Regions from separate parts of the Homo sapiens genome. Here region 2 is linked to region 1. Evidence: chromatin loops called from intact Hi-C (ENCODE). Cell type or tissue: psoas muscle. All regions are shown on one strand. Links, peaks and the distances in the headings refer to the core of each region. The heading gives the core; the rest is flanking DNA. Region 1 overlaps TRAK1 (trafficking kinesin protein 1). Region 2 has its middle 64 kb from the start of ULK4.

Region 1 (2,500 bases), core at 1-2,500:
TGACTCTAAGCCCCTTGTTTTTCACCTTCACCCACTGCCCCTCTCTAGAAACACCGATAGGTGCAAATTTAGTACTGTTTGTCTTAATTAGTGGTGAGTTTCTGTTCTCTAGCCGAGGTATGGTGTGGTACAGTACGGCCCTGTTTATCAGGCCCCTGTGTGTCAGGTTGGAGCTGTGTGCCCACCTAGGCTGGCCCTGGGTTCTTGAGAGCCCCTTAATAGTGCAGACCATCTGTCAACTTGAACTTGCCCACACCTTGGTAAGATCTTCATGTCCCGTCTGAACAAGATGCTCTTCTGCACATCTTGTTCTGTTAGACCTCACCTCTTCCAGCACCTTGTTCACTGATGGGTCATGTAAACCCAGATTGACCAAGAAGTCTGCCTAGGTTTCCTCTGCCAGCCAGTTGCTGGGCAAGGCAACAGCCCTGTGCTCCCTATTCTGAGTTCAGTGCTACCTCTTCCAGCACCTGCCCCAGGTAAATGCTCCAGCCCCGGGCGCCCAGCAACTCACCCAAAGCTAGCTGAGGGAATCTGATCCCAGCTACAGATTCCTGCTACCCCACATCCATTTTCTGAAGTGTAATGATTTTCTGGGGCCAGGACTGAGGGCTCAGAGACACTTCTGTCTAACTGGGGCTCTTGCTTGCTTGCTTGCTTTGCCTCTTTCTCTCCCTCTTTCTCTCCTCCCTCCCTCCCTCTCTCCCTTCCTCCCTCCCTCCCTCCATGGGAGTCTTGCTCTGTCACCCACGCTGGAGTACAGTGGCGTGATCTTGGCTCAAGCAGCCCTCCCATCTCGGCCTCCCAAAGTGCTGGGATTATAGGTGTGAGCCACTGCGCCTGGTCTCGGGGCTTCTTCTTTGGGCCTTCAGATCTCTATCATCCCACCCTTTTCAGCCAGGGCAAGTTGTCCAGAGTCCTGGGGTGGCTCTTGTGCCTCTGCATTTTAATGCTTTTGTGTTGGACCTTGTTCTTACTAAGCTTGAACACAGCAGGTTTAACTCCAACTTGGGACCTCATATGTTCAGTGCCTGGCACATAGTAAGTGTTAGCCATTCCTGTGTGGTTATCCTTAGGATGCCTGCTGTGGGTAGTGTCCTAGGCACTGTGCGGGTCACAGAGCATCCATATTTATGAGCCAGGACAGCCACAAATAACAGATACAATGATAGGATGGTGGTGTTCGTGGTGTTTTTAACAGAGCAAGCTGTAGAGCACCTGTGCCCGTAGCTGTGTGTGGCGCCCTCTAGTGGTATGCGTTTTTCAGGTTTTCAGCTTTGAGTGCACATCCATTATTAAGCTGGGAATTCAGATGGACTTTCTGTATTTGAGGGTACGATGGGTGACAGGTGGGGGAATGCTAAGGGCAGCTTCCCAGACCCCAGTTAGCCTTTGCTTTATGCCTCAGCCCTTGCCTGCACCACCAGGCCAGGTGAGAATGTGGGGCCTCTGACCTGGGTCTTGTCTACAGGCCAGCCAGCTGAAGACAGAGACCATCACCTATGAGGAGAAGGAGCAGCAGCTGGTCAATGACTGCGTGAAGGAGCTGAGTATGTCCCCGCACTGCTGTCTTCTTACTTCCTTGCATCTGCTGTCATGATTAGACAGATTTGCGTCAGCCTTGCTAAAGTGCAGTCTCCTGCCAGCCTACGGCTCAGCAGCATTTTTCTTAAAACTAGAGGCCTCCCCAACCTTGTGTGGCACCCCCTCTCTATTATTTAGTGCTAAGTTGCCAGCTATGTATTATCTCAGTTTATCACTGAGGTGGATATTTAAATTTAATTTTGGCTTTATACTGGAATATTGGAATTTTTTTTTTTTTTTTTTTTTTTGAGACAGAGTCTCACTCTGTCACCCAGGCTAGAGTACAGTAGTTGCGATCTCGGCTCACTGCAACCTCTGCCTCCCGGGTTCAAGTGATTCTGCCAGCTTAGCCTCTCAAGTAGCTAGGATTACAGGCACCCACCATCATGCCTGGCTATTTTTTTGTATTTTTGTAGAGGCAAGGTTTCACCATGTTGGCCAGGCTGGTCTTGAACTCCTGACCTCAGGTGATCCACCTGCCTTGGCCTCCCAAAGTGCTGGGATTACAGGCGTGAGCCACCACCCCTGGCCAGAATATTGGAATTTTTTAATGCCTAAGTTAGGCCCAGCTACAGAAAACTGTGTTGAAAATGTGGCAGAACAGCTTACTACCAGTAATTTGATTTGTGGAAGCTGAAGCCAGGGTTCTCACCTTTGCAAATAAATATTTCTCTCCTCCTCTTCATTTTAAGTTTACAAGTTAAGACCAAAGGTCAAAATACTAAGTATATTGCATTTCGTCAAAGTACTAAGTATTTTGCATTTCGTCAAAGTACTAAGTATTTTGCATTTCGTCAAAGTACTAAGTATTTTGCATTTCGTCAAAGTACTATTTTGCATTTCGTCAAAGTACTAAGTATTTTGCATTTCAGCAAAATAATGATGAAACACACCTCATGTTCAAATCTAGTCAAGT
Region 2 (9,484 bases), core at 3,724-6,223, 170 kb before region 1:
CTGGGAAGAAAATTGGAGGTTTACTTAAACTAAAGGGACAGATTCTTGTCATGTTCGGAAGTTGGAATTGGCAAGCTTTATACTGGAGAATTAAAAACTCAAAACAAACAAAAAACCAAACCTATGATTCAGGAATAGCATTATAATGATTTAGAGGAAAGGTGGGGAGGAGGAAAATGAGCAATTTGTTATGTGTATGACTCACTGGTGCTGTGTCTGCGAGTATTACATTTGGGTGCAGAATTTCTGAGACAATTGGTTTACTGGCTTTCTTAGTAGAGAATAAAAGAGTGTCACCTAGACAGTGAGCATTTCATTTCAACCTTTGCATCTAGAATATATTTTAAATAAAATGCAGAATACTATGGGAATTGTACAGTTGTACAATTGCTTTATGTACCTGAGTGGGAAGTAGCTTTGTTTTCATTCATTAATTAAAAAGTAAAAACCTTCAGATTGAACAGTGTAGATACAATGCAGCACAGCATTGATGTGTTTGAAGCCATGTTCTTTTTTCCCCTGTAAGATTGTTGCTTAGGTGTGTTGAACCCAGCAACTCCTGTTTATGACAGGCAGCTTCGGAATCATTACCTTATATGATAACCTCATACAGTTATTATTTTTTTGAAATGGAGTCTCACTCTGTTGCCCAGGCTGAAATGCAGTGGCACGATCTTGCCTCCCTTCAACCTCCGTCTCCCTGGTTCAAGCAATTCTCCTGCGTCAGCCTCCTAAGTAGCTGGGATTACAGGTGTGTGCCACCACACCTGGCTAATTTTTGTATTTTTAGTAGAGACGGGTTTTACTGTGTTGGCCAGACTGGTCTCGAACTCCTGGTCAGTTATCCACCTGCCTCGGCCTCCCAAAGTGCTGGGATTCTATAGGTGTGAGCCACTGCGCCTGGCCCTCATACAGTTATTAAGAGGATTATGTGAATTTATACATGTGCTTGGCTAAGAGGAAGCATTTGTGTTAGCCATAATTATTGTTTTTACTGAACTCCTTATGATCCATTCATCCAAAAATAGTTTGGAACAGGTATTCTGTGCCACACCTCAAGGGTGGGGTGTGCCCTGGACTTGCTCTGTATGACAGTAACAGGAATAGCCCCCATGGCCTAAAGCATTGATGTGAGCTGTGGTTTTTGCTCACCCATCAACTAGCTTCTCTGCTTTGACTTTGAGGAGAAAGGGTTAATTTTTCAGTGGTCCCAAGGCATTAGAAGAATTGCTTTGGATTCGAATATCAAGACATTCCAAAGGTCTCTTGTGGAAGAAACATAGTTTGGTGTTATATATTTGGGAAAACATCTTTCTATTTGAGAAAACAAGCAGATTGTTATTATTACAGCAGTGGATAAAAGGTGTGACAGGCAAATCATTGGTAAAATAGACTAAAACGTTGACTGCTGCAGTAGATGTTTTATACTGTATTTGAAAGATAGGAAAGTAGTTAGTCTTGTTAAATAACTGGCCGGGTGTAGCAGCTCACGCCTGTAATGCCAGCACTTTGGGAGGCCAAGGCGGGTGGATTGCTTTAGCCCAAGAGTTGGAGACCAGCCTGGGCAATATGGTGAAACCCCATCTCTACAAAACGTACTAAAATTAGCTGGGCATGGTGGTGTGCCCCAGTAGTCCCAGCTGTCTGGGAAGTTGAAGCAGAAGGATCGCTTGAGCCCAGGAGGCAGAGGTTGCAGTGAGCCATGATTACACCATTGTACTCCGGCCTAGGCAATGGAAAGAGACCCTGTTTTAAAAAAAAAAAAACAAAAACAAAAAACTTTTGTACAAGAGGAATATTTTCACAACAATTGAGTGTTAACTTGCAAAACTTTTAGCTGGGGTAAGTCTCTTGATGGTATAGTAGAAGTGATACTCATGGAAAGGAATAAAGAAAATAAATATTCCTGGCCAGGCGCAGTGGCTCACACCTGTAATCCCAGCACTTTGGGAGGCTGAGGCTGGCGGATCACGAGGTCAGGAGTTGGAGACGATCCTGGCTAACACGGTGAAACCCTGTCTCCACTAAAAATACAAAAAATTAGCTGGACGTGGTGGTGGGCACCTGTAGTCCCAGCTACTCAGGAGGCTGAGGCAGGAGAATGGCGTGAACACGGGAGGCAGAGGTTGCAGTGAGCCGAGATTGCGCCACTACACTCCAGCCTGGGCGACAGAGCGAGACTGCATCTCAAAAAAAAAAAAAAAAACAACAAAAAGAAAATAAATATTCCTGGGAGTTTGGCTATCTTTTAATGTAGTTTTTGTTCTTTATAGTATACTGAATTCTCTGTTTGGCAAAAGGCAGCATGGCAGATTGATCATCACAAGCAAGTTTGAGAATTTCCCTCACAAACTCAAGTTGCATCCACATTAGGTCACTAGGGCGGAAAAGAGATGCAGTCTGTAGATGTTCCAAAGAGAAGGCCCATGGCAGGGTTGGGTGGCATTAGGAGTGGTGGCTGGCTTTACTTTGGTAAACGTGTCCTAGGCCGTATGTGATCCTAGACCTTATCTTACCTCCATGATGACTGAGACCCAGCTGGAAGCTCTGGCTGTACTCAAGGTGAGAGAGGGTGGGGGTTAGCGAGTGATAGTGTGGGTAGATGTTTAAGAGATAAGCCTTTGTTGTTGAAGAGATAGTGGTAGGGTAAGGGAGGGGGCGGAGTGAAGGATAAGGCTGAGGTTTCTGAGTTGGACCACCATTAATCAGTTGTCCCAGCGGTGAGGACCTGGAGGGTCTTGTTTTGAATGTGCTGAGTTTGACGTGCTCGTGAGGGTTTTTTTTTTTTTTTTTTTTTTTTTTTGAGACGGAATCTCACTCTATTGTCCAGGCTGGAGTGCAGTGGCACAGTCTTGGCTCACTGCAGCCTCCGTCTCCCGGGTTCAAGCAATTCTCCTGCCTCAGCCTCCCGAGTATCTGGGGATTACAGGCGCCTGCCACCACGCCTGGCTAATTTTTATATTTTTAGTAGGGATGGGGTTTCGCCATGTTGGCCAGGCTGGTCTCGAATTCCTGACCTCAGGTGATTCGCCCTCCTTGGCCCCCCAAAGTGCTGGGATTACAGGCGTGAGCCACCGTGACCGGCTACTCCTGAGATTTCTAAGTGGAGATGTTTAGGGCAGTGGGACGTCTGGGCCTGACACTTCGAAGAGGGATAGGAGTTTGAGGCAAGGGTTTGGGGACCATTCCTGTGTAGTGATATCCATGTGTAGGAGAACTCACAGAGGAGTAGTGACTAGAGATTGGGAGAAGACCAGAATTGCTGGGGGAGGGAGTGTTCTTTTGGTGAAGGGTAGGGTTCACAGGGTTACTCTGCTGTGAGAGGCCAAGTGAGATAGAAGCTAAAATATCTTTTGGGTTTGTTTATACATAGTAGGTATGCAGATATTTCTAGTTGTATCATTTGGTTCTTTGTTTTTCAGAAGAGATGCTGGCTTAGCCTTGTAAACATCGCAGTTGCATAAAAGTATTTATGATAGTCCTTAAAATGCTGTAATTATCTTTGAAGTTTTATAATTTTGCAGTGTTTAACTTATGGCAGCAATAGCATTGGTATTTTAAATCAAAACAGAACACTGTCAAGGGTTACATAACTTATTCATGATATTAACAAGATATAAAGCACCATGTTTTTGTGTGTAACTGTTTAACAGTAGATGAAGTTAATGATTGCCCACTTTCAGCTAATCATATGATTGCTATTGAAATAAGTACTTGCTAGACAGGGATAGAATCTAGTAATTTGTTAGCTTCAGTACTTCATGCTTGCATACACACCCATGCTATTGTGTTACCAAGCCTGAGTTTTGAAATGTGGCGTTCTTTGTCTTTTTCTGGTGAATAAACCCCATACGTCTTACCATAGCCATTTGACTCTTCCTGGCTGTCAGGATGTGTTGCCCTGGACTGAGAGTGAGAGATCCCAGATTTTTCAGCTTCTCTTCCAATTGCTAGGGATACCACATCAGTGCCAACGTGAGTCTCCTCTTGTCACTTTCTGCTAGGCTTCCCCTTAGAAGCTGAAATTCTTTCCCTTCCTGATGCTAAGTTGCAGTTTCTTAAAATGCTAGAGAGCTTTTAAAAGCATACCGTGATGGGAATTAGTTTCAAAAGATTATACCAGAGGGGGTTAAAACTTGCCAACCTTGTAAAAACCTAACTTCTTTGTTTACGTCCTCCCTGCCCCGCTTTCTGCTGTGCTTGGTTTCCTCCTAGCAATATGCCTTGGTCAGGGGGAGAGTCTTCCTGTCAGACATAACTTCCCAGACCAGCACTCCTGGAGGGGCCTGTACCTCAGACCCTGGCAACGAGGCACGCTGGGGCACGCTGGCCTTTCGTTGTGGTGTAGAAAATTTTTCATTTGGAATTCCATTTTAAAAATAAGTATAGGGTTATTTATATCTTCTTACATTAATTTTGATAAGTTGTGTATTTTAAGGGCTTTATCCACTTTATCTAAGCTACTGAATTAATTGGCACAATTATTACTCTTTCAATGTCCATAAGACCTGTAGTGATGTCCCCATATTTTATTTCTGGTATTTGCCTTTCATGTTAAGAATGTGTCTGTTCAAAGGGAGAGGGGAAGGAGAAAAGAAGAATGTGTCTGTTCAAAGGACTGCTGGATCAGGGTAACTTAGCTCAAGAAAATGAGAAGGGGTGGTTTCTGGAAGGGGAGAATGAAAGCCGTGGAGGAAATAAAGCATGAATGTGGGGGAGGGCGGGGGCGGGGACTGCTTCTCTTGCTGGCTGCCTTCTCTCTCTGGAGAATCTGCTGGAGAAGGAGCAGTCACGTGGGTGGTGAGCTCATTAGGCTGGGGACACCAGCTGTGCTATTATTAGGGCTTTTAAAGTCCGTGGCAGATGTTCTTAGGCGGTGTTCCAGCCTTGTTCACTTCCCACATATGGCATGATACTGTACACAGAAAAAAGAGGGACTCTTTAACAAATAGCTTTTCCATGAAATGCATCACTATTTTTTTCCCATGAACTTTTTTCTTTTCTTTCTTCCTCTGTCTCTGTTTCTTTGTTTCTCTCTCTGCTGTTTGTTCTTTCTTCTTTCTCCGTTTATCTTTCTCCCTCTGTCTCTTTCTTGCTTTCCTCTATTTTTCTGTATTCTCATTCTCCCTGTCTCTCCCTCCATCCCTCCTTTCTATACTTCCTTCTTTTGTCCTTTGAGGCCCTTTTTATTTAATCCTTTGTGAAACTAGAAGAGGACTCAGAGGCACATGAAGAAAGTTTGTCTATTTTAGATTAAAAGTGAGCCTTAGCATTTCATAGAAAGTATAAGAAATGTGGGTAAGTCTCAGGGTGATCATATACTAGAGAATTTTTTTGACAAGAGCCTGTTTTGAATTGCGTGGTTAGCTTGCTGCCTCTTCACTCCTCTGGCACAGTGGTAGTTTTTGTACAGGATCGCTTTTACCTCAATGGACTGATAAGCTAGCCAGGGCACCGATTATTTTTACATACCAATTTGTGTGTTGTTTGTTTGGCTAATCACCTCTTCTGCAGCTGTTATCCTGGATCTCAGTGATCAAAGAGATCAGTGATCTCTTTTTTTTTTTTTTTTTTGAGACAGAGTCTCACTCTGTTGCCCAGGCTAGAGTGCAGTGGCATGATCTCAGCTCACTGCAACCTCTGCCTCCCAGGTTCAAGTGATTCTCCTGCCTCAGCCTCCCGAGTAGCTGAGACTACAGGCACGTGCCACCACGCCTGGCTAATTTTTGTATTTTTAGTAGAGATGGAATTTCACCATGTTGGCCAGGCTGGTCTTGAACTCCCGACCTCAGGTGATCTGCCTGCCTCGGCCTCCCAAAGTGCTGGGATTACAGGCGTGAGCCACTGCGCCTGGCCAGTGATCAACTTTTGTCAGTAAGCTTCCATGTGTAGACCCTCCTTCTCCCCTCATATTTATAGTAACCCATGTCTTAGCTTGGAGTTATAGGGTATAATCAATATCAAATTTACTTAAATAACTGCTCTGGTAGACTGACTTTCTACAGGAAATGGGCTCTTATGTGAATGTAACCTCAATGTATACTCTTTAATAAAATCTCAGAATGATGCAAGCTTCATTATAGTTGTTTCCTACTGTTTATTTCAAATTTGATATTTTGATATATTTACACTAATTTTATAGCTAAGCACAAAATTAATTACCCCATCATTTTTATTTCAAAAATAATGAGATAATATGTGCATACATTAGTGGCATATCTTACTCTAATAATGGCCACAACTGTCAGAAGTACATTTTCAGAAAAGCTTTTTGGCCGGGCGTGGTGGCTCACGCCTGTAATCCCAGCACTTTGGGAGGCCGAGACGGGCGGATCACGAGGTCAGGAGATCGAGACCATCTTGGCTAACATAGTGAAACCCCGTCTCTACTAAAAATACAAAAAATTAGCCAGGTGTGGTGGCGGGCACCTATAGTCCCAGCTACTCGGGAGGCTGAGGCAGGAGAATGGCGTTAACCCGGGAGGTGGAGCTTGCAGTGAGCCCAGATCACGCCACTGCCCTCTAGCCTGGGAGACAGAGCAAGACTCCATCTGAAAAAAAAAAAAAGTAAAGCTTTTCTAATCCAGGCGTTTTTCTTCAAAATAAAGTAAATATATCTATTTTCAAAAAGTACTTTTGTATTTTAAACATTATTTAGTTGTAGAAAATATTTTTTAAAAAGCCCCAAACCTAAACTATACAGTGAGGCCAGTATGAGAATAGAGGTACTGAAATGGGTAACTAATTATTTATTAATATGTTTATTTCCCTGCGAATTCAGAGACTGGGAAAGAAAACCAGGAACAACCATTTTTCACTTCTCTAATTTTATCTGAAGGAGGGGAATCATAAAGTAGGAAGCCTTTTATCTCAATGGCAGACTCTGTTATTTTTTTTTGAGATGGAGTTTCGCTCTCGTTGCCCAGGTTGGAGTGCAGTGGTGCGATCTTGGCTCACTGCAACCTCCGCCTCCTGAGTTCAAGCCATTCTTGTGCCTTAGCCTCCTGAGTAGCTGGGATTATAGGCGCCAGCTATCATGCCCAGCTGATTTTTTGTATTTTTAGTAGAGACGGGGTTTCATCATGTTGGCCAGGCTGGTCTCAAACTCCCGACCTCAGGTGATCCACCTGCCTTGGCCTCCCAAAGTGCTGGGATTACAGGCATGAGCCACCACCCCCGGCCACAGCCTCTGTTCTTACAAACTAGTGGATACAGGTGCCGGAACACCAGGCCGTGGGCCACGTGTTTACATGCTGCTCCCCAGTAGAGTTGCTGAGTGGTTTATGTTTATTCCGGAAATACATGGTTCACTCTGATTTTACAGGTCTTCCGCAGGTAAGAATCACCTTTGATTAGAGTCAGGGGATTCCTGGCAGAATGGGGAGCTGGAGACCCACTTAGATCAGTGATTGCTAAGTGTGAGCTGTGTGGCTTCCCTGGGCCAGGCACTGAGTTATGACAGTAAATGAGACAGTCCAGGTCTGGGGGCAGACCAAAGAGACCCAATGTAGTAATAGATGTAGGATATGATACCAGGTAGTGACTAGGGGAGAGAATGAGGTGGCAGCAGAGGTGTCTTTAGGGAGGTTATAGGTGAGCAGAGATTGAATGGGGATTGAGCCATGGGAACATATGGAGGAAAAGCTTCCCAGGCAGAGCAAACAGCAAGTGCAGAGGCCTTGGTGAGAAGGCCAGTGTGGCTGCAGTGCAGGGGACCCTGGGGATAGTGGACGTGGATGAAGCCAGGAGATAGTCAGGGGACGGCTGCATCCCACTGGCCTGCTGGCTGTTGTAAGGAGTGGGTATTTTAATCTGCATATGATTGGGAACTACTGGAGGATTCTGAGTATGGAGGAAGCTGCAGGGGAGTGACAAGAATTGATTGATTTTTAGATGATTTATTTATGAGACGGTATGTTAGTCTATTCTCACATGGCTATAAATAAATACCTAGGATTGGGTAATTTACAAAGAAAAGGTTTGATTGGCTCATGGTTCTACAGCCTGCACAGGAAGCATGGTGCTGGCATCTACTTGGCTTCTAGGGAGGCCTCAGGAAACTTACAATCATGGTGGAAGGCAAAGGGGGAGCCAGCACTTCACTTGGCTGGAGCAGGAGGAAGAGAAAAGATAGAGGTGCTACACACTTTTAAACAGTACCAAGGGGGATGGTGTTAAACCATAAGAAACCACCCCCATGATCCAATCACCTCCCACCAGGCCCCACCTCCAGCATTGGGGATTACAATTCAACATGAGATTTGGGCGGGGACAGAGATCCAAACCATATCACAGTGTCTTGCTCTGTCACCCAGGCTGGCATGCAGCGGTGCAGTCTCAGCTCATGGGAGCATCAACCTTCTGGGCTTGAGTGATCCTCCCACCTCAGCCCCTCCAGTAGCTGGGACTGCAGGTGCGCGCCACCATGCCTGGCTAATTTTGCTTGTTTTTTTGGTAGAGATGGGGTCTCACTATGTTGCCCAGGGTAGTCTTGAACTCCTGAGCTCAAGGCATCCTCCCTCCTTGTCTTCCCTAAGTGCTGGGATTACAGGTATGAGTCAGTGTGCCCAGCCTGATAGAATTTTTTTTTTTTTTTTTTGAGACAGAGTCTCACTCTGTTGGCCAGGCTGGAGTGCTGTGGTGTGATCTTAGCTCACTGCAACCTCTGCCTCCCCGGTTCAAGTGATTCTCATGTTTCAGCCTCCCAAGTAGCTTGGATTACAGGTGCGTGCCACCATGCCTGGCTAATTTTTGTATTTTTAGTAGAGACGAGGTTTTGCCATGTTGGCAGGCTGGTCTCAAACTCCTGGCCTCAAGTGATCCACCCACCTCAGCCTCCCAAAGTGCTGTGATTACAGGTGTACGCCACTGCGACTGGCCCTGATTGATTTTTTAAATGAAACCCCAGCTTCTGTGTGGAGAGCCAGAATAGGGGAGGCACGATTGGAAGTACGGATGGTAGAGAGGGTTTTGCACTGGGATAGGTGGGAGAAGGAGAGTGGTAGAAGGTGGCATTTCAAGGCAGTGGAAGGATGTGACGTGCCCTGTGGGGTAGAGGGACAGGAGCAGCCAAGGGAGAGAAGAGGCGAGGGTGATGCCGAGATCTCACAGACATCTAAATGGAATTTTTAAGTCAGAAAACATTTACATAATTTTAAAATCCTGGGCTTAAAAATTGTTGTTGGCTGGGTGTGGTGGTTCACACCTATAATCCCAGCACTTTGGGAGGCTGAGACAGGAGGATAGCTTGAGGCCAGAAGTTCCAGACCAGCATGGGCAACATTGGGAGGCTGAGGTGGGAGGATCCCTTTTGAGCTCAGGAGCGCAAGGCAGCAGTAAGCTGTGATCTCGCCACTGTACTCCAGCCTGTGAGACAAAGCGAGACCCTGTCTCTAAAAAAAAAAATATATATATATATATATGGCCGGGCGTGGTAGCTCACGTCTGTAATCCCAGCACTTTGGGAGGCCGAGGTGGGTGGATC

The links. A loop is a pair of places that touch in the nucleus more often than their neighbours do. Peaks named below come from ENCODE experiments on the same cell type or tissue, not always from the same donor. Only the 100,000 strongest peaks of a DNase experiment are listed, where the experiment ranks them.
Region 2: it touches region 1 in a loop (2.9-fold over the local background); 23 of 110 quality-filtered maps call a loop at or near these places.

What each region holds. Positions count from the first base shown.
Region 1 is chr3:42,190,087-42,192,586 of GRCh38, forward strand. It overlaps TRAK1 (trafficking kinesin protein 1), which reads left to right. Exons shown (of 16, transcript NM_001042646.3): 7 at 1,472-1,550. Among named protein-coding and RNA genes, the nearest start is that of CCK, 75 kb to the right of the region's middle. RefSeq lists a silencer at 1-25 and an enhancer at 537-1,037. In psoas muscle, for the core only: CTCF peaks have their summits at 1,267 (motif pointing left) and 1,467; a DNase peak (open chromatin) is centred at 1,248; H3K27ac peaks cover 197 bases.
Region 2 is chr3:42,020,969-42,030,452 of GRCh38, forward strand. It overlaps a transcript of TRAK1 not described here. Among named protein-coding and RNA genes, the nearest start is that of ULK4, 64 kb to the left of the region's middle. RefSeq lists an enhancer at 3,370-4,288. In psoas muscle, for the core only: no CTCF peak of the experiment used is centred there; a DNase peak (open chromatin) is centred at 4,803; H3K4me3 peaks cover 1,165 bases; H3K27ac peaks cover 2,500 bases.